Linked DNA regions of Homo sapiens: region 2 is linked to region 1. The links are chromatin loops, found by intact Hi-C in ENCODE. Cell type or tissue: PC-3. All regions are shown on one strand. Each heading gives the region's core, and the rest is flanking DNA. Links, peaks and the distances in the headings are about the cores only.

Region 1 (10,892 bases), core at 1,864-9,863:
TACAGACATGAGCCACTGTACCCAGCCTGTTTGTGCTGTCTTAAATGAAAGTAGAGTGTGTGTGAAGTGCAGGGAGGTCAGGAGGGGAACTGTGTGTCCTGCCATCATTCAGGGGCCCAGGCTGTGTTCCTCTTGTGGCTCTGCTCTCCCCTCTTTCTTTGGAGCTGTCTCAGTTCTGGTGAGTGGGGAAAGAGATCATGGAGAAGGCATGCCACTCTTAACTGTCTTAGCCCAAAAGTCACACACCTCATTTTCTTTCACATTTCATTGGTAAGCCTGTTCCTGAAAGGAGGCTGGGAAATTAAGTCCAACTGCGTGCCCAGGAAGCTGAGGAGGACAGCAGCAGCACAGGGGTGAGCCCTGTGGCTTCTGCAACACTGACTGTTGTTCATGATCTATTTCACCATTTCCCTGTTGTTGGGCACAGTTTGGGAGAGGATTATTGTTGACCCAACCAGTCCAGAGAACAAGTTATATACCTTTTTGCCTTTTAGATTTTTTTTTTTTATTGATCTCTGAGTTGAATTAATGGGGCCAATCCTAAGGGCCTCTGTTTACTCTTATACAGAGAAGAGGAACAGCCCTAGCTAAATCACCAGTGTTTCTTTGGGAAGAATCTGGTACAATAAATGTCTTCGGGAATGACTCGTGTCAGGTTCACCTCTAGCTGATCCTGGCCTCAGGGCCTGGTTGGCCCTTGAACTCAGGCAGGTGCAAGTATGGGCTTAAGTTTACTCTTGCTGTTTCTTCCAAAGGGTTCAGAGGCCTCCTGAGGCACTAGTGGGTACACACTTCTTTCTCTTTATTTTATATTTGTTTATTTTTAACTTTTATTTTAGGTTTGGGGTACACGTGCAGGTTTGTTATATAGGTAAACCTCCATGTCATGGAAGTTTTGCAGGCACACTTCTCCTCCTTCTTGCCCTGACTGGTGCTGTTCTTCCCTGTCCAGTCCTGCAGTCCCCAGGTAGAGGCAACCTTTTCTTCTCTTTCCTGTGTGGCCTGAAAACCCCCTGCACAGCCCACACCACCCTGTGACCCACAGCAACACCTATTTGTATCATTTGCTTCCCTTCTCACACTGAACCTGAGACTCAAAACACTGAAGCACCTGTGGTAGGGTGAGATGGCAACAGGTGCATGAAGCCTTTTTAATGCTCACCATGTAAAAGTGCAAAAGCCAGGCAGGGACTGCATTCTCTAGGGAATGTCCATTTTGGACATGAGGCTGCCCACTGTTAGTTGATAGCCTGTTTTTTTTTTTTTTATTATTACAGGTACTGCAGTTGTGCTTGCCTTCTTTAAAAAATAAGTTTGCACATGAATGTGAAGCCAGCTGACTTTTAGGGAAATTTCATTGGCTTCTTCTAGAACACTGCATTATGCAGTTTGGGTGTTGTGGCTTCTCATGCTGGAGACTGTTGCTGCTGTATGTGTGTGCAGGGCAGGGGTGGTGGTGGATGTTTAAAGGAAAAATATGGGGATTCAAATGACATTAGGCCTGTGGACTCAGACATTTAGGGGGAACTTGGCCACAGCCCCCATGATTTAGTTTTCTTGCTTTATAATTGGTCATGAATCTGGTATGCCCTATTTTCCATTAGGCTAATAAAATATTAGTGTTATAAACCATGACTATTGGTTTATAGAAGTTGCAATCCCTTTGTCACCCTCTGTTACCTTGGTTTAGAATCAGTTTGTTAGAGCATTAACCACCTTCTGGTTTGCATCAAGGTGGCTGTCTAATGGGTCATTAAGTACTAGTGATACTCAGTTCCTCTGGGATTTTTTTTGATATTACAGTAGTTATATTGGGAATAAAGTATATAAGAAACTACACTCGCACAGTAGGTTGTCTTTATGGGGGAAGAACCTGAGAGAGGGAGAACAGATGGGATATTTATTCCATATTCAGTTGTGAGAGTCTTGGCTTCATTTGGAAAGGTCAACAATCTGGAAGTGTAAGGGTATTTGATTAGCCACATACCAGATAATAAGGGGTATTAATGAAGCATAAGGAATTGAAGATATCAGGGCCATCCATTCATTCATTTGTGTGTTAGGTCATTTATTTATTAATCCCATTTTTTTTTTTTTTTTGAGACAGGGTCTCACTCTACCACTCAGGCTCTGGAGTGCAGTGGTACAATCACGGCTCACTGCAGCCTTGACCTTCCTGGGCTCAGGTGATCCTCCCACCTCAACCTCCTGAGTAGTGCCTGGGTAATGTTTGTATTATTTTTGTAGAGATGGAGTTTCACCATGTTGCCTAGGCTGGTCTCCAACTCCTGGGCGTAAGCAATCCACCTGCCTTGGCCTCCTGAAGTGCTGGGGTTATAGGCGTGAGCCACGGCACCCCATATTTGTTGAGTGCCTCTATGTGCCATGCATTATGCTGGGTGCTAGGGATTCAGGAGGGAGCTCAACACAAGAATGTCCCTACCCTTGCTGAGCTTTCAGTTGTGAGTGGGGTTTGGGGGGATGGGGCAGGGAGGAAGTGGCATGAATCAACTAAATGTAAAATCCACTTCATATTTTATTAGATTAATGGAAAAATAAGTCATATCAAAGGTTTGGCCAGTAACAAATGGAGATATTGTAAGACAGCCTCATAGGATAAATGCATGTAATAACGTCTGTAGTAATAGGGGGGAGTCATCTTCTCTAAGCAGGGTATTAGGTTAAGATCTGAAGGATAGGTAGGACTTATCTCAACAAGGAGGGGAGGAAAAAGCATTCTAGGCAGTGGTAACAGCATGTGCAAAGGCCTTGTGGGAGGAGAAAGCATTAGGAACTAGTAGAAGGTTGGTATGGAGTGTGGCATAAGAGGGGTAGGTAGGGATTACCACGCTGAGCCTTGTAAGGTGTGTATAAAGATTTTTACTGTTACCCTAAGAACAGTGGGAAACATTGGCAATTTAAATCAGGGGACTTTTATCAGATTTGTGTCTAGAAAAAAATCACTCTGGCTACAGAGTGGATAAATGGATTGGGGGAGGTCAGAGTAGGTGTAGGTAGATCATGTCATCCTTGGCTGTTGCAGTGAGATGGAGTACAGAGGGCAAGTTTGAGTGATTGATACAGATTAACATCAGAAGAACTAGGTGAGAGATAGGTTATGGGAAAGAGAGGAAGGAGTCCAGGATCACACCTGAGTGCCTGGCTTGGAAATGGGATGAATAAGGGTTGTTTTAGTTATGACACAGGTTTGGCTGTTAAAACAGGACTCAAGAGTAGCTAACAAGAGAGAAATGGATTGCTCTCATCTCAGTCCAAGTGTAAGCACTCCAGGGCTGATCTGGTGGTCTCATGGCATTGTACTTCTAGAATCCTTCTGTTTTATTGCTCTGCCATCTCTAGACCATTGTCCTTAGCATGGTTATAGCTGGCTCACTAGTATGTTCACATTCTAGATTTTTCCCTTCAAGGTCACCACCCAGAAGTTGCTTACATCCCAAGGGTCAGAACTGAGTCTCATGGCCACACATAGTTGTAGATAATCAGGGGACAGCCAGCAATCTCTACCACAGTGGCACAGTCACTAAACAGAAAACGTGGAACAGGACCAGTTGGCAGGAGAAGAGCAGGAGCAAGGGTTAGATGTTCATTTTGTGCTGTTTAGATCCTTACAGTCTCTCCTGCATCCCATCTCAGCTCCCTTGACTTCCCTCCATGAACCCTTTATTCTACCACTTCATGTACTTGCTGCACTCATGGACCCCCCATATTCTTCCTGCCTGGAATGCCCTTCTTTCATGTTTCCCTGACCAGCTGATTCCTACCCTTTGCTTAAAGCTGTCCCTGATCCCTCCACCCCTACTCCAGCTGCTCCTTTAGGTGAATTTTTAACACTTATTGCCCCTGTCACCACATGGTGTAATGACAGCAGTTCTCATGCTGATGGTGTGTCTCATGCTGAATTATTTAACTTTCCAAGTTACTATTGTGTGTCTCAGTTTCATTCAACACATGTTTATTAAGAGTCTACTATGGGCCATATTAACTCTCCTCCTCCATCCCTCTTGTAGTAGCACCTAAAATACAAACACAGAGCCTTTAAGGCTTATTAGTTTCATAGTGAGAAAACCTGCGGTGAACTTAGTGTTTGGCTGACCCCTGGGAGTCGTTTGGAGCTGTTTTCAGGGCAGAAGTCAATGAACCATAAGTAGAACAAGCTAAAATAAACCTCTGGTTTTTCATTTCTTAGTAGTACTCCCACTAATCCTGTCCTGCTTTACCTTTCTGATTACAACCAGGCTGAGTGACCCCAAACATAGACTCTCAGGATAAGATGGACATGGCATTACGCAGGTGTGATGGGGAATAGGAGGGCATTCTGAGAGGACTTAGAGAAAAGAGAACACATTTGTTCCACTTCCTGCCACTCCCCTGTCTGATTTCTCTAAGTCACTGAGTGGAGAATGGCCTGAACTGGCAGCAAAGCTGGGATTTCCAAACCAACTAACAGTTCTGCCTTTTTACCCTGTGCTTATTATTTTTTGATTTCTTAAAAAATCAATCATTCATTTATTTTTTTCATTCATTTCTGTTGTTTTTTTTTGGTGTCTTATAGCAGATCAGTGAGATGTGGTCCCTGCCCTGTAGGAGCTCATGGGCCAGTGGCGAGAGCAAACCATGAAACTCTCCATCTACTTGGTGATAAACCAATCATGGTCCCCAATTGGGTTGGTTGTAGGCTTGGTGGAGAGACATGGACCATGCTTTAAAAGTCCCATGTATCCCCTGTAGAGTTCAGCGCCATGTTGGTCCCTTGGCCGGTGCCCAGTGACCATGATGATTGATTTCACTGACTGCTATGTCTTTCCCCATGGAAATCTTGGTGCCTGGTGTCTTGGAGTGTGAAAGCAGAGATTCTTTCAGGTTTCCTGGCACGAGGGGGTTGTTGTGGGAGGTTCTCTCTTCACCCTTAGTGAAAGTGCTTTGGAAACCTGAGCCAGAAGCAATGGCAGAGGAAGTTCCTGGTGTGAGGAGCTTGGATGCTGGCTGCCTTTCCCCCATTTAGCTCTCTTGGGGCCCTTGGGGAGAGTTGTGCTGTGGTTGGGTGAGTGCGTGTTTGGGGATGTGGGTGGGTCTTGCCTGGTCTCTCAAACCCAGATGCTCATTCAGGTGCAAAATTCAGTGTTTGCTCAGCAGTGTACAAGCCTTGTGTTCTGGCATCTTTTTTTTTTTTTTCCTGGTGACATCTGTTGTACAGGGAGTGACTCTCCCTCGGTAAATGGTGTATTGTCAGTTCCTCCACTCCAGCGTACAACCAACAAAACAGGATGGCACTGCTTGGAGAAAGATGGCTGGCTGGAAGCATCACAAAATGGCACTACAGCCTATTGGGGGCGACCCTGGAGTGTCACAGGGGTACCCCAGCAAGGGCAGGAGCTCTCCTGAAGCAGCTTCTTCATGCCTCCTGGCTGCTTTTGTGCCATCATTTTCCAGATTCTTTTCTTAATCATGAATTAGCTGAGTTTTCAAGGTACCAAAAAGCCCAGCTAGGTGAAAGGAAGTAGAGAAAGGGCCTCTGATATGGTGTCCCAATGAGTTTTTTCACTTAAAGGGTCATGTTGAAGTCACCCAGAGAGACAGGCAGGGAACCTCACTTGGGTAAATAAGCAATGGAGTGAAAGATTGAAAAATGTGGTCTGAATTTTTTACTCGCATTGTTTCGGAGCCAGTTCCTATTCTGTCACTTCTCTCTGTGCCCCACCCTACCCTTCTTAATGACTTATTTGTACTGGAAAGCAAACTATTAATCACAAACAGAATAGCTCTGTAACTTCCAAACAAACACAGAATAGTTCTAGGGACTGTGAAAAAGCCAAACCCTTGGCAGAGATTTGGAAATGTGTTTCTTTTATATATATTTTAGAAATGCCACCATTTGTCCTTAGGCACAGAAGGTTCCCTTTAATTAGCGGTGAATTTCCTATTTCCCTTTTCTTCCTGAGGCATCTATAAAGCCCTGGCCTAGTAAAAGGCAGGTACACAGCTCTCAATTGAGCCCTATTGATGTGCTAGTATAGTTTTAATTGTGTTGAGATTTCCTTGCCAAAGTGACACATGCAGAAGCATTTTAAAAACGTATAGGGTTCGTAACTCTTTCGCTGTCTAGAGCTCTTGAATTATGAATGTCTCTTCTGCTGCCTGTTCAGTTCTTCTGAATCTGTAAAATTACTTTAATAACCTGTGTGGGGGTAATGTTAATATGTTTGCTCAGTAGTGTGAATTTATTAGCATTCCTACCCCACTTCAGGGAGCTGGCTTGGCCCTTTTGATACAAGCCCTTGGTTGCAAGAAGAGGCAAATTATGGTGGTGTTTTTTTCCCCCCCTCTCCCTTCCACCATTAGCAATCATTCTGTTGCACAGAGTACGTGATAAATCAACCACAGGAGAGTCAGATTTGCCATAACATGACATTACCTATCAGCTTGTCAGGTCTGAGTTGACTCTCAGCCTTTTGGGCTGTATATTTCTTCAAAGTCTAGTGCCAGTTTCTTAGTCAGCTCTAACTAATTTCAGAGTGGAAGAGAAACTTGACTGGAGTGCTGTTTGGGATCTGCTTTTTAATCCTGGTCTGTTTAATGTTTGCTCCTGACAGTCTAGGCCAGACATCATTTTAATGGTATGTGTGGTGATAAAGCCAATAAACTGTCAAGATGATTGATAATCTAAGCATTATAGCAATATGACTTTCCTGTTCTCCTCTGTGCTTTAGATGATGGTTTCCAAATTGAATTCCTACAGTGTGTGCTGTATGAGTGTGCCTGTCAGAGGCTCCCCTAACAGCGTTTGAAGGAGGTAGCTGTGCTTAATGTAAGATTTTTAGTCCTCAATTACCCACACAAATATATTTGCATATGTGTTGGTACCCTCTAATTTGGGAAACATTAAGAATTTATGACTCTGCCCTTGTAACAGTCCCCCAGCAATTTATGGGCACTGGTGGAACTTTTTATTATGTCTTTATGGTGTTTTTTCACCTGGCGTGCATCTTAGATTCCATGTGGTTGATTCTGTTATCTGTGGTTGAAAGACATTACAGATAACAAAGTGCACTATATTAAAGGCAGGCTTCTGGTTTCCTTTCCTTTTCTCTTTGTTTCTTCTTTTTCTTTTAATTTAGCAGACATTTTTAAGCATCTGGTCCTCATCTCATTAATCAGACTCGACCAGGTGTTTTAGGGTGGTGACAGTGGGAGTGCTTGGCTGCTGTTTGTTGGCCCTCATGGGCCACCGTTGCTGGCTGACATCTCCTACCCCGTTCGTGGTGCAGTGTTGTCTGGGAGCAGAAACCCACGTGGCTAGAGAGGTCGAATGGGCTGTGTATATGTGTATATGTGTGTGTGTGTAACACTCTTAAGCAATTTTACCAGGAGGAAAAAGAAAAAAATAAGCAAATATTAAATTCAAAACTCATATTATGCTCAAAATTTCCTTTTACTTTCTGCTTCCACAGCATGTTTTTGTATGATGTGACATGTGCATATTATTTAGTCTTCTACTTTTAAGATTGTGTCTAGAAAGACTTTAAGACTGTGGCTCTCTGAGAGTTACAGAATACTGATGCCAGAAGGGTGTCTCTGATACCTGTTGACACCATGATTTGCTGTATTTCTTCCAGGCCTTATTTTACAGATGACACTGAGCCCCAGAGAGGTGGGTTGTCTTGATTGGTGGCAGAACCGGGACTAGCATCCATGTTTCTATTTGAGGTCAACTATCCTTTCCACTTCATTATTTCCTTTCTCTTCATTTAATGCTTATTTTTCTTTTGGTCAGGAGACACTGGGAAGTCACTTCAGTTTTCTGGCCTCAGTTTCTCTATCTGCAAAATAAGGGATCTGAATTTGCTCACTTCTCATGTTGAACCACTTCACCTTATCTCCCGGTGTGTGGATGAACTTACAGCCCCAGTCTTGAGGCTCTTACAGCCTGTCTGAGGCAGAGGGCAGACCGCATGTGGGGCTACTGATTGTGTGACTCTGAGGAAGTCATCTGCCCACCCAGTCTATTTTTTCCTCCAAAACAGACAGGGTTGCCCTGAGTTCAAATGGGAGACCAGAAACAAAAATGCCTGGCAGAGTACCTGGCACAGAAGAGGCAATCAATAAATGTTTGTGTGACAGGATATTTAATTTGAGATAATCACTGAGCTTTGCATTTCCCTTTACTTTTGAAAATCTTCATTTCTTTGGACCTCTTGCCATTCCTTCCTTTCCCTCAACTTGGGTACTTGGTGCTTGCTTTCTTCCACAAGTGATGGCATGACAGAAAATAGGGGAGAGGAGAGTCCTATCTGGGCTTTTGAATGACAAAAATTTAAGCCCAAATGTAAGGAAAAAAGATTTGGAAGAATGCATGGTGACAGAAGAACTGGCTGACTCTGAATACCAGGTGGAGATTTCCTGGACTCTGGGGAGGAGAGTCAGAGGTGAAGAAAAGCATAGATGCTGTTGGGTCCCTGGGAAGAGGACTTGTATGTTACACACTGTAGTTTTGGACTAAAACTTGTTCCTGACATGTTGGGTGTTAATGGTTGCTTAAGAGCACTAGAGGGGGTGGAGTAATCCAAAATTTCTAACACATGAGGGTATGAGAGGCTTCTTGGGGGAAGAAATATAATTCGAGCTGAGTTCTGAAGGGTGATTGAGATTTGGATAGATGAAATCTACCAGCTCCAAGCTGAAGCCTCTTGAGACAGCAAACTCAGGTTTGCTCTCTTGGCCAGTTGAATGGATGGTGGTCTGTGACAGTTCCTGTGGGGAAGGAGGAGGCTGGTCTGGAGGCAAGGCTGAAAGAGGTGGGGGTGTTGGCCATGGAGGCAGAAGAGAAGTTAGTGGGAGGAGATGAGCAAGCCCAGGGAGGGTGGGGCTGGCCTAGTCCCTGAGGCAGGAGAGTGGGTCATCCTTTTCTGAAATAGCCACACATATCCAAAAAAGGCCAGGCCACTGATCTGAGTTTGTACCTGCCCATTCCATAGCTGGATGCCTGGAGGAAAAACAAGGCAGTTGACATGGTAACAGTCCCCCTTTTCTCTGTTCCCTTCTGTGCCCACACTGGCACCTACTGTATTGATTTGGGAAGAGCCTCACCTTTTATGGATTAAAAATAGTGTATCACACCTGTAATTCCAGCACTTTGCGGGGGCTGAGGTGGGCAGATCGCTTGAGCCCAGGAGTTCGAGACCAGCCTGAGCGACATGGCGAAACCTCATCTCTACAAAACAAAAACAAAACAAAAATTAGCCATGTGTGGTGGTGTGCATCTGTAGTCCCACCTACTCGCGAGGCTGAGGTGGGAGGATTGCCTCAGCACAGGAGGTCAAGGGTGCGGTGAGCTGTGATTGTGCCATCACACTCCAGCCTGGGCAATAGAGTGAGACCTTGCTTCAAAAAAACAACAAAAAACCAAAGAGAATATTGGAGGAGTGGGGAAACCAGGATTCTGGTAGCAACTTTACCCCTCAACATACTGTGGGACTGTGAGCCCGTTTCCTCAGGGATTAAGTGAGGGGCTGAACACAGTCTCTCAGATACCTTCCTGCTCTTACTGGGAGTGCACCTGTGATGTTCGGAAGGTAGGACCCCATGTGTCTCTTTGTAAATTGGCCCAGCTTGGGAAAGGCTTTGGCATTTCAGCACTGTTGTCCCCCACCCCAAGATGACAGATGTTACCTGTCCACATAATGGTTCTCACTATCTCCCATGTTGTGTAAAAATAACCTATATTTTTAACCAGTTGAACCAGGAATCAGAGGGAGAAAGTTTCCCCTAAGCCAGATGGCTCAAGACACTTGGACTGTTGTCTTTTTCTTCTGTTCCCTTCATATGAGGCACTTTCCCTTTCAAACCTTCTAGATCATGAGCTCCCCACCAGAGAGAATTGGGTCTTCTGGATTCTGGGCAAAGAAAGAACTGGAACTTCTTGTTAAATCCTGTCCTCCTCCTCTTCTGCCTCCCTCTGTAAGTGGCTTAACTCTTTCATCTGCTCCAGCAAGCAGCATGTCCTAGCTTGGTCTGAAGTTTGGGGAAGAGTGAACTATTGCTTCTGGAAGTTCTTCACATTTCTAAGGGGCAAGGAGGTTCTGTCATGTACCAGGTTTGTAGTAGGTTCTCACTTGGCAATAAAACTACTAGCACCACCAACACCACATCATCTACACTTTCATCTGTTTGGACAAGTACATCAATACTATTGTCTCTGAAAAACAGGCAAAGCCAAGGTTGAACGGGTCCTCAGAGCTATGACTTCCACTTTCCATCAGTCTGACTGACTGTGCCATAAAGGTCCATGTCTTGCTGCTTCCCTCCTGGTAGGTGGGATGGAAAGTGTAGGTGCTGGTGATCAGAACTGGGAAATTCCTGTATATTCACAGCTAATCGTTTTCTCCCCTTGAATCAATGTGAGCTGTTATTTTTTTTTTTTCCTTCTCCAGCTGACAGAGTATGGCTCTGTGTAGAGTATTACTTTGACCATTTTGCTCCAGGAAAAGCATTAGTAATTTATAAATAAAATACACATAAAAATAGGAGAAGTCAAATATAGGTTTATTGACAACAAAGGCACTATTAATGTTGGACCGGGCTGGTTTGAAGTTGAGTTAGTTTTTGTTGCTGATTTATGTGCTGTTTGTTTTAGGAGGGCTGCGAGTGAGTCGTGATGGTTCTTGGGAACTGGCAGCTGGGAAGGGGCAGAACTGGTTTGGGTCGGAGTTCCCAGAGGAATGAAATGGGCGGAGGAGCAGCAGCGGCTGCGGTGGGAATGATTTGCATCTCTCTCTCTGCTTGATGGTTGTGTATTTAAGCAAGAGTGCATTGCCAGGAAATTGAGAAAGTAAGTGTGCATGTGTGCTTTATGTCAAGCATAGCTCATTTAAAGT
Region 2 (10,892 bases), core at 1,400-9,399, 140 kb after region 1:
TGCATACCTACACGCTACCTCTGACACTGACATATTAGTTATGCTGTCTTTTGCAATCTGATATCTTTAAATTTGCCACCTTGTTAAGTTTTGATTAATGTGATTCCATTTCACTAAAGTAATTGGCTTGGCCTGTTGTAAAAAATAATCAGCCCCCTCTACGGAACAAATGCTAGAACATGCTAATGAGGGAGTGAGTTCGTTACATTGATGGCGTGGACTGACAGTTATTAATGATTGTTATGATAAACAGACGAGTGCGAATTGGGATGAGTTGGGCAAAAGTGACAGTTTAAAAATAACGTATATTGGAAGGTACTAACGAAGTAATATACTGTTAGGAAAACAATCATGCAAGTTGTCAAGGAAAGAAGTGTAATTATACAGCCGTATGGGCTGCTTAGGAGGACAGGGACCTGCCTGATAATGGACACATTTTTTGTTGGCAAGAGGGAAATATGTTATGGCAGAAAGAGGTGCAGATTGATAAATTAATTGGTCCTTCTCACAGCTCAGAGAGCAAACTTGGCCGGCAGTCCCATGCAGATTAGGGAGATGGAGCTTGCCCAACGCTGCTTTTCCCCCGGACCTCCCCGGCTCTTGCTGCCAGACTTTCCTGAGGCCTTGCTTGCCTCCTCTCCTACCCTCCTTCACCAGCTGCAACAAGTCGTAGGAAGTGCATCCCGAGGCAGTGTGTACAAAGTGCAACTTTGAGCTGGAACTCTTGCAACCATGTCCAATTTTTTTTTAAAACCCTAAAGACTTAAATGCTCTATTGTTACTAAAATCTTTGGCTGTGATGGAGGTAATTATGGGTGGTTTTCAGCCCCATGAAGGAGACTCAAACAGGCTGGGGACCATGCAGAGGGAGGTGCCAACTCCATGCTTCTAATACCAGCACATTGCTGTTGGCAGTTTGTATAATTAGCCAAGATAGAGTGGCGGTAGTGGCAGTGGTGGTGTGTGTACGTAGGGGAGAAAGGGAGGCATGCTCTTGAACAAAGAGGTGAATGAGCAGAATGGGTCATGTACATCCCACTGATGTGTGCTGATGTGACAAAGAGAGAAGGCAGGTAGAAGAGGTAAGAGCTTTTTTTGTGACCCCTGTATGGGTATGGCTTCTGGGTTTGTGTCTTGGTCAAGACTCTTAATTGCATTAAAATAGTAACCAACTTGAGATAACTTAAGCATAAATAAAGGACTTATAAAGGCACTGACTTATCTCATGGAACCGAAAATCAAAGATATAGCTGGCCCTCTTGGTGACTGGGAATTGGACTTGGAGAGAGGGACCAAGGTAGCTGGTCTCTAGGTCTCTCTTAGTCTCTCTCTGGTCCCACTCCTGCCCACTTCTGCTCTCACCCACCACCCCTACCCACACCAAACCACGAGAGTCAGGAGAGTGAAGTTCTGGAGCTCGCAGTTGTGGTTTGCCTGAAGATGGGGTATTGAAAGGAATGGTTTCCACCCTTGCCTCCAAATGATACCAAATGCTACTTCTCAGAAAGGGAGCACAACTTCCCTTTGGGTGGCTCAGCTAGTATGGCTTAGGGATATAACAGGGAACCTGCTGATGTTCATACTGTGATACTTTGTTTTTCTCATAACTGTTATATCAGGATGTACATTAAGTTAAGTAATCTTCACAACCACCCTGTTAGGCAGGGGCTGTTCTCTTTATTTAACAGATGAGGATAACAAGGCTGAATGTTTGAGAACTTGCCCTAGATCATGGTGAGTGGCCAAGCTGGAGTTTTAACCAAGGTTCTGTGTCTCTGAAACCTGATGCTTCTCACCCTGCCACACTGCCTCTTGCTAGCATGGTGTGCCTTTCCCTACAACTTGGGCTGCTCAGTGGAGCAGAATTATCTGCTTGAGAATCAAAGAAAACCCGGGAAAAGTGTTTTTTTCCTGTGTCCTATTTCGACTTTCTAAGTAGAGACTGTGCAGGGGGCTCTTATAGGAAATTTATTACTTGCATTCAGATTTTGTGCTGCTCCACATATGCAAATATGGACCACGTGGGCCTGGGTCCTGGTCTGCTTGGGGATGTGAGCAGAAATACAGTCTCATTATCTGGCCATCAAGCCCTACAAAGACTCTGGAGCCTCTCTGTGCAAAACATCTAGAGCAATCCTGAAATCAAAGGAAGCTGCCAATTACCTCACAGCAAACCTGACAATTAAGAAAAAAGGAAGTTTCACTTTTCTAAGTTGGAAACAGAGAGTATTTGCTCTGGGGAAGGAGCAGGTAACTAAGGTTTATTGAATGCCTAACATGTGTTAGGGATGATACCAGGACTCCCTGGTGCTCTGTCTCATTTGGGTGGTGGGCATATTCCCATATCAAAAATGAAGAAACAGATGTTCTGAGTAGTTGAAAACTCGAACTTCCAGTGCACTGGGCTATGGAATGATTGTTTCTCCTGTTACATGGGCTGTGGTCCCATGTAACCCATTGTTTTAAACCACTTTAACCATTTTAAAGTATACAGTTCAGTGGCATTAAGTACCTTCATATTGTGCAATCATCAGCACCATCCATCTGCAGAACTTTGTTCATTTTGTAAAGCTGAAACCCATTAAACAGTAACTCCCCATTCCTCCCTCCCCTTAGCCCCTAGCAACCACAATTCTACTTTCTGGCTCTCTGAATTCGACTGAGCACCACTGAGTACCTCATATGGGTGAATTATACAGTATTTATCCTTTTGTGTCTGGCTTCTTTCACTTAGCCTATGTTCAAGGTTCATATTGTGGCATGTGTCAGAATTTTCTTCATTTTTAAGGCTGAATAATATTGCACTGTATGTATAGATCACATTTAGCTTATCTATCCATCAGTGAACAGTTGGGTTACTTCCACCTTTTGGCTATTGTGCTTTCCTAAACATGAGTGTACAGATACCTCTTCAGCACTTTGTTTTTTGAACACAACACTTGTGTATCTGTTCATATGTTGATAGGCATTTGGATTATTTCCAGTTTTTGGCTATTACAAATAATGCCACTATATGTACATACCATATTTTATCTGTTCACCCATCAGTGGAGACTTGGACCACTTCTGTCTTTGTCTACTGTGAATAATGCTGCTGTAAACATTAGTGCACAGATATCTCTTCCTGTTTCTTTGTTCAGTTCTTTTGGGTGTATACCCAGAAGAGGAATTGCTGGGTCATATTATATTTCTCATTCTTTGAGGAACTGCCATATTGTTTTTTATAGCAGCTGCACAACTTTCCGATTTCTCTACATCCTTGCCAACTCTTCTTTTTGTTTGGGTGTGTGTGATGATGGCCATCTCAGTGAGTATGAGTAGCATCTCATGTGGCTTTTATTTGTATTTCCCTAATGATTAGTCATATTGAATGCCTTTACATGTACTTATTGGCCATATGCATATGTTTTTGGAGAACTGTCTATTCAAGTCCTTTGCCCATTTTTGAATTGAGTCTTCTTTTGTTGATGTTATTGTTGAGCATTAGGACTTCTATTTTGAGTATTAATCCCTTATCAGATATGTGATTTGCAAATATATTTTCTCATTCCATAGGTTGCCTTTGTACTCTGTTGATAGTGTCCTTTGATGTGCAAGATTTTAGTTGATGAAGTCTAGTTTGTCTATTTTCTTTCTTTTGTTGCCTGTGCTTTTGGTGTCATATCCAAGAAATCATTGCCAAATCCAGTGTCATGAAGCTTTCCCCCTATGTTTTCTTCTAAAAGTTTTATCGTTTTCATTCTTAAATGCTCAGTTATTTGATCCATTTTGAGCTAATTTTTGTAGATAGTGTTAGGTAAGGGTCCAACTCACTTTTTTGGCATGTGGATGTCCAGTTTTCCAGCACAATTTGTTGTAAAGACTGTCTTAGTAACCTTGTCAAAATCATTTGACCATCTATGCAAGAGTTATTTCTAGGTTCTCTATTCTTTTAATAACAAAATTATTTTTTGTCTCCCCCATTAAATTATTGACTTTTTTTTTTCATGATAAGGTTGAGAGATAGCAGAATTTAAACATTTAGACCGCTAGATAGGAGTTGCAATGCAGGGTCTACTCTTGGCTCTGACCCTGGAACAGGTCACAACCACAATTCTTTGCCTCTCTGCCCAACTTTTGAAAAGGAAAGGTGATAGTATTGGCGATTTTAAAGTCAACAGAGAAAACAGACTTGGAATGGTCTTTCAAGTCTTTAAAAGGAAAGGGAGGGAGGGCCCTTTTCTAACTGGAAGGCTCAGATTTCTGGTGAGTGTGAGGGCCACCATCTTCCTGACCCTCAGATGACCCTTCTTCCTGCAGTCCCATGACTAAACTGGAGGTCAGCACCGGGGTGAGGATGCGGTCAAAGGATGAGCCCCCATGGTGGGCAAACAGGGCCAGAGAGAACTCTCATCAGCATTATAGATGGTCGCCCCAGCATCAAAGGGCAGCCTACTCTCTCCTCAGGTCAGGGAAGCCTCTTTGTGTCATTCACATTGTTGTGAAAAGAGAAAAAAAACACTTGGCCCAAAATGTTCTCTCCACCATTTTCTACCTGATCTTCTCTGTCTTTTTCTCTCCTGACATTCTTCTCTGTTAGCCCTAGAAAGGCCCGTGTCTTCCTTCTTTCTTGCCTTGTGTATATTTTCACAGTGAGGTTTCTGTACTCTGTGTGCTGTTATGCCAAAATGTTGCTGTATGGCAAGAGACAGGATATATCCCTAAGCACCAATCATGTATACCTCATCTACCAGTGAGCTGTGAGGTAAATCCATGAGTCCCGAAACCTGGGCTCAAGAAGAAAGCTGCTTCCATGCTCTAGGATCTGGGCAGAAAATGTGATTCTAAAGGGTTATGTTTGAGGGTATCGCTCAGCCCTGAAGACTGTGCACACTGTCATAAGCCCTTGGATACTCTCCCACTTAGGGATTTCTGTGCATTTCAGTCTTCTTAGGCTGCAGCTGGAAGTCAATAGGAAGTGTTGTGGTCTCTCACAACAAGCTCATTTATTCATCCATTCTCTGGACACTCAAGGAAAAATATTAGCTCCTCTTAGGATCTGTGTATAAGCCAAATCATGTTGGCTTAGGCGTACTAGGAGGAGATTTTCAAGCTGTGTTAGAAGAGGGAATATAGTCACCTTTATCTTTCCAAGTTATCTGTCAGTTGAGAGCCATGCTGCTGTTAACAGCACCTCCCGGTGGCCCAAAAGGAAGGCATAAGGACCCAGCCAATCTTGCTTAGGCTTTTATGGGAAGAGTCTTTTGTAGGCCTTGGTGACTGAGCACATTGAGCTATATGATGGTGGGTTTTTTACATTGTATAGGGTTTTGATGAAAGATATGGTATGAGCCCCTAAAGCACTTAAGGGTACCAATAGACTTGACACTTCTCCACTTCCATCACACAGTATTGCTATGAAAATGCAATCAATCCAGTTCCTGACATCTTTTCTACCCCACTCTCAAGAGCACCTACTGTATCAACATGACATTTTAAAATCTTGGCTTGTTTTCCAGGCCATGAATTTAATTTCTCATTGCTTCACCATTTGGCTTTTATGTTCTCAAAGCGAAATGTTGTCCAACAATAGTTACCACCATCTTGTTAGTCAGGTCCTCTTTCCTGGGCATCCTAAAACCAGATAATTTTAAAAAATTCATTGCAGCCATGGGCACTCAGCCTTGTGCTAATAGCCACCAAGTTCTGACAAAGCAAGTCCGACATCCCTCGATAAGTAAAATCCAAACCTCCTGACGTTGTGTAACAGTAAGCAGATTGGCATGTCTTTGGATTAGTGGAGGCACTGAAGCAAAATGCTCAATCCTTAGTGACCTTTGGCAAATGGATGGGGATGTGTAGCCATTGTAGGTTATCTTTATGTTCACTGTGTAGACACTCAGCCTCTGCCAGGCCAAGACAGAAGCTGTCAGGGCAGATAAACTTAGTTGGGAACTAGCTGTTTTTCTGACTATATCACAGTGCTTTGCAGAACTATTTTGTCTGATAAACTGCTTCTTCTTTAAACTTGTCTGTGAATAGTTCTGTGAAGCATTAAGCTTTCCCTCTTGGGTTTTGAGCTGCCTGTACTTTGTTTTAATCTTTGGGTCTAGAACTGACTTTCTCATAAAATGTACAGTCCACTGTCCTCGGCTGCAGTGTCTTCCGGTGAGTTCCTTTGAGGGAGTCAGTGGGAGATGCCATATCTGGGTCTATCAGACATGTATTCTGGGGGATGTGTGTGTGTGTTTCTTCTATCTGTCCAGGAAGCATTCTGTGAAAATAGGGTCCCCTTTGATCACTTCTTTCTGAGCCCATTAATGCCTGTTTCTAGTTTAAACATAATTCATATGTTGATATAGAATTTTGCAAGCACTTGGAAAAAAAATTTGGGCAAAAGTTCTTACCACTTGGAGTAAAGCTCATACTTTTATTTCCCTCCTCTGCTAGAGAAGTGGTGACTAAAGGCCAGAGATGTTGATTCTGAACACTCTCTCTGCTTGGGCAAGTTGCTTGACTTCTTTGGGCTCAGGTTTGCTCCCCTTTAAAATAAGGTGGTCACATTAGGTGATTTCTGAGACCCACTCTGGCTTTAATGGACTCCAAGCTCTCTAAGACTGAAGCAGAGAATATTTTTGGGGAAGTGAATGAACTGTTGGGTTTTTCTTCTTTCATTCCTATTCCAGGTGAAGATAAAAGACTTAGCCCTCTATTGAGCTGACATGGATTCAGAATTCTTTAGTGTTCAGGCTTTCTTTTAAGCTTCAGACAGGATCGTGAAGAGAAAAACCTGCCCTCAATTCCTTTGCCTTGTTAGTTCTCATATAATGTGCTGCAGAAACTGCTAATTGTCACTTCGAGGTGATGGGTGAGGGTCTGGTCTCTTGAAGGAAAAGTCAAAATTTTCAGTTCCTGTCCCCTTCTTGTTTAGGTAGAGGTGTATTCAAGTCTGATAAAGGAGGACTCTAAATCTAATTTGAAATTAATTAAATTTGCCCCTTCCCCAAAGCAGTGGGGAGTGAGAGAGAGTTGCAGGGTAACAATGTAAATATCCAGTTGAATACAATATACTGTAATAATGAAAATATAATTTTCTGGACAGTCTTGGGAGAGTGCCTGTGGGTTGCCCTTGCATGTGCTGTGTAACATACACATGTACGTATGCTTCGCTAAAGAGCCATCTAGACATAACTTCAATCACAAACACTTATATTGCTAATCTTTTCAAGAGATTTTTCTTTAGTTTTAGTTTATAACTCTAAGTATGATCTTATACTTGTGTGTGAAAATGCACTCCTTGAAACTTGAGCCCAATAACCTGTGTTTGTACATCAGTTTCACAGGACATTGTTTTCAAAAAAATGTCATCGGCATTCCTTTCATTTTTGTTGCCTGCTAGGTATACCCTTTTTCCACGTCTCTCTGACTCAGCCTTCTCTACGTCTGCTAAGAAATTTGTAGTTGTCCAGCATTTGTTTAGTAAAGTCCCCGGGTTGGCCTCTATGTGGACATTTGGTCCCCAGTGCCGGAAGTCACACCCATAGTCAGCGCACTGCCCCTCGTGATCAGGCACTGCCCCTAATGTGTTGTCTTCTTTGGCGGAGGGATGGGCTAATGTGAAGCTGGAAAGCAGATCTTTGGTTGAAAGATTTTTCCTTTGGTGATATAGTAATTTTAATCTGGAATTAGATCATTTCAGCAAGAGGTGGTTGAAAGGTCCAGTTCTTGGCTCTATCACTTACTGGCTGTATGACTGTGGGTAGGTGTCTTAATGTCTCTGAGCCTTACTTGTACATTGGAGACATTACATCTTTACAAGGTTGTCTTAGAGGGTGACTAAGATAATGCTCATCAATCTACTCAGTTTATATAAGTTGAATGGGAGCCACCAACAGTTCTTACCCAGGAGTATATTAAATTTACTAGTTGAATTTTACTCATGGAGCTTCAATACAAATGGGAGGATGGAGGCCACCAGATTTAGCTTTCAACTCTATAATTGGGAAGTTCTGAGTCATTTCCCTTTTCCTTAATACCTGGAGTATTTCATTGTTTGGCTCTTGTCCTCTCCCCTCTCCTTCTCTTTATTCTAGAAATATTTCCTGGCATGAAGATTTGCCAGTTTGTTTGTCTTAGGGTAAGTTTAGCACAAGAAGTAAAACCAAACCACAGTCATACACAGATGTGAACACCAGCATCACCGCACAGTAATGCAACTTAAAAGAAAGTTTGACAGAATTAGAAATCTGACAATGCCTTTGTAGGAGCTTTCAGAGAAAATGGTGGGAGTTTCATATATTTGAAGCAATGAAAGCAAGAATGAGAAAAGCATGTCTTTGAGAAGACAACAGAAGACAATGAAAAGAAATCCTTACAGCTCAAGGATTTGAAATCACAATCATGTGACACTTTTGGAAGCGAAACAGAAAAAAATTAACTTTGCTCTAGTTTTTATGGACTTCTTTTGACTTATTGCATAAAAATAACAGAAATTTCTGGCAAGCGGACTGGATTTCCAAAACTCTTCCCCACGGAGGCAGCGAGGAGAATTGTCTGAAAAGTTATGTGTGTTTGTTATCATGAAAACATTAATAATATTAGGATTTGGCTATAATCCATTTTTACTTTGAGAACCTCGACATTTTAACGGGTACATGTAACTGATAAATCCTTTTTGTGGTTGTCAAAACAAGCAAAGCTAACTTTGTACATTTCCTATTATAACTAAAAGCACTTTGACAGTCTGAAATTGGGTGTATCAGTATGGAGAGCAAACAGCCTATTCATTTTATCACCATACTTCTCTAAGGATTTTGACATTTCTGAGATACATATCACTTCTAAACAGTGAAGCACAAAGTTGGTAAAGGTTGTGATGGCTGCAGTTCATGGAGGTTGACCATCCTGTTGGGATTGCCAGTTCCCTTGGCAGGTGCCTTGCTAGGCCAGCCTGCCATGCATCTGGTCATGTGGAGACCATCAGGAGACCATCGCATGGTCTATCCACATCTTTGAGGCCCAACTGATCATTTGTGGTGTCCTGAGAGCTTTCAGCCATGCTGTAGTCTGGGAGAGTCAGTTTTTGGGTGGGTTCAGGCATGGAGCATCTGATGATGTTGGAGTCAGTCACAATGAACCAGAACCTGAGGTCTGGGCAGGACCAGGCTCTGTGGAGAGAGGCAGTATGCTAGAGTGACTGATGTCTGTTCAGAGGAGGAGAAACATCTCCAGGCAGAGAGAAAGCCATGGTTGGTTCCCCTGCCCTGAAAGGTTTGGGCCTCGCGGTGTCTCTGCCTGTCAGATGTTTCATGTACTGGTCAGTGACATATTTTTAGGGTGGGTCTGGATAAGGATGTTTGGTTCAAACGTGTGTGGAGCCTGGGCCCCTTCACCTGCACATCCCTCATCCCACTGTCTCTCTCCAGCCTGTCCCCTCTGTGACCTGGTCATCTGCTTCTCTCCCTGGAGCTCCCCTCATGTGACCCATCTGTTTGCACTGGAGTGACCTTCTGCTGATCCCGTCTTGGTTGCCTCATTTCTTCCATTAGCTGTGAATTTTTTGAGGATAGTGCATATCTTATATTTTTAGTTTGTGTTTTAATTGTTCACCATAGTTCACATTCTATCTCATTCCCATAGTAGTTTTTTGAACAATTATTTTATCCGAAAGTACTTGTAGTGGTCTTCCAGTCTTTAGCCTGGAAATTAGCCTGATGACTAATGTTTTGTGTGGAGATTAGCAGAGTAGGTAGTGGCTAAGAGCCCAGATTCTGGAGCCAGATTGCTTGGCTCAGCAATGCTGCTTTCTGGCTGTGTGACCTTGAATGAGTTAAAGTACCCCTCTGTGCCTTAGTTTCTTTATCTGTGCAATCTGTACAATAATAGAAGTACCCACTTCCTATGATTCCATTCTATGAATTACCTATTGTTGGTTGCTGTTGTTACTGTTTTTTTATTGTTCTCTTACTTGAGGACTTCAGTGACAAAGAGTAGCAGTCCCCGTGCTTTGGGTTACTGAATTTTAAACTCTTTTGTAAGGCTGATTGAGTGAGGGAGTCTTTGCTTGGAGGCAGGAAGATGACTCCCCAAGCCCCTGTTTGTCCCCCATTATTCCTGTCCTCCAGGACTGGCATGCCCTGCCGTTCATTTCCTTGTTGGAGGAGACAATGATGATGCCTTTTCTACACAGACACTCTCCTCAGCTGCTTGCTTTTGTGAGCAGGTATCTCCTCTGTTAAGAGATTAGAATCTTAATCCTAAATGATATTTCATGGCCTAAGACTTAAATTTATATATCACCATCCGGAATAATGTATTGGATTGCATTAAACAGATTGTAGATTAACATGCAACTATAAAACAAATCATCAATGTGTTGTTGACAACTCTAAGTGCAAGTTCATATATTTAACTACATTTGGGGAGTATTAAAGTGTTTAAAGCGGCTTAACGGGTTGATGTAAAATTAAGCATCATGTTCTGTTTCAATTTGTGAGCCAGCCCGAGAGACAATAAAATGGAGGCATAGGCTTGAGAGGAAGGAGCATGGAAGAAAATTTGGAATCAGACTTGGCACCAGGGAAATCCTGGCATGGTCAAAACATATTGGGTAGCAGTAGAAGGCTGTCCATTTACATACTCAGTCTATGAGCAGGTATTTGAAGCCTCAAGGAGTTTATAGTCCAGTTGAGATAAACCAACCAGCATACAGAAAACAATGGTGAAAAATAAGAGACTTAGTGTCCTTTAGCACTGAGCTGGGTGAAATGGACCACCTGCTGTGAGAGTTCACAGGAAATGACAGTGGCATTTGGAGTGGTCAGAAAGATCTTAAAGATGGTGGCATTTGAGCTGATCCTCATAAGGCAATCAGAGAGGAGAATGGAAGGCAAGGGTGAAAGCGTGGTAGGCGC

Evidence for each region. A loop is a pair of places that touch in the nucleus more often than their neighbours do. Peaks named below come from ENCODE experiments on the same cell type or tissue, not always from the same donor. Only the 100,000 strongest peaks of a DNase experiment are listed, where the experiment ranks them.
Region 2: it touches region 1 in a loop (2.4-fold over the local background); 3 of 110 quality-filtered maps call a loop at or near these places.

What each region holds. Positions count from the first base shown.
Region 1 is chr10:75,501,932-75,512,823 of GRCh38, forward strand. All of the region lies in intron 2 of LRMDA (leucine rich melanocyte differentiation associated), which reads left to right. Among named protein-coding and RNA genes, the nearest start is that of MIR606, 45 kb to the right of the region's middle. In PC-3, for the core only: no CTCF peak of the experiment used is centred there; a DNase peak (open chromatin) is centred at 6,620; H3K27ac peaks cover 1,394 bases; H3K27me3 peaks cover 502 bases.
Region 2 is chr10:75,646,512-75,657,403 of GRCh38, forward strand. All of the region lies in intron 2 of LRMDA (leucine rich melanocyte differentiation associated), which reads left to right. Among named protein-coding and RNA genes, the nearest start is that of MIR606, 100 kb to the left of the region's middle. In PC-3, for the core only: a CTCF peak has its summit at 5,168 (motif pointing left); DNase peaks (open chromatin) are centred at 3,180, 5,170, 7,410 and 7,950; H3K4me3 peaks cover 1,479 bases; H3K27ac peaks cover 3,489 bases.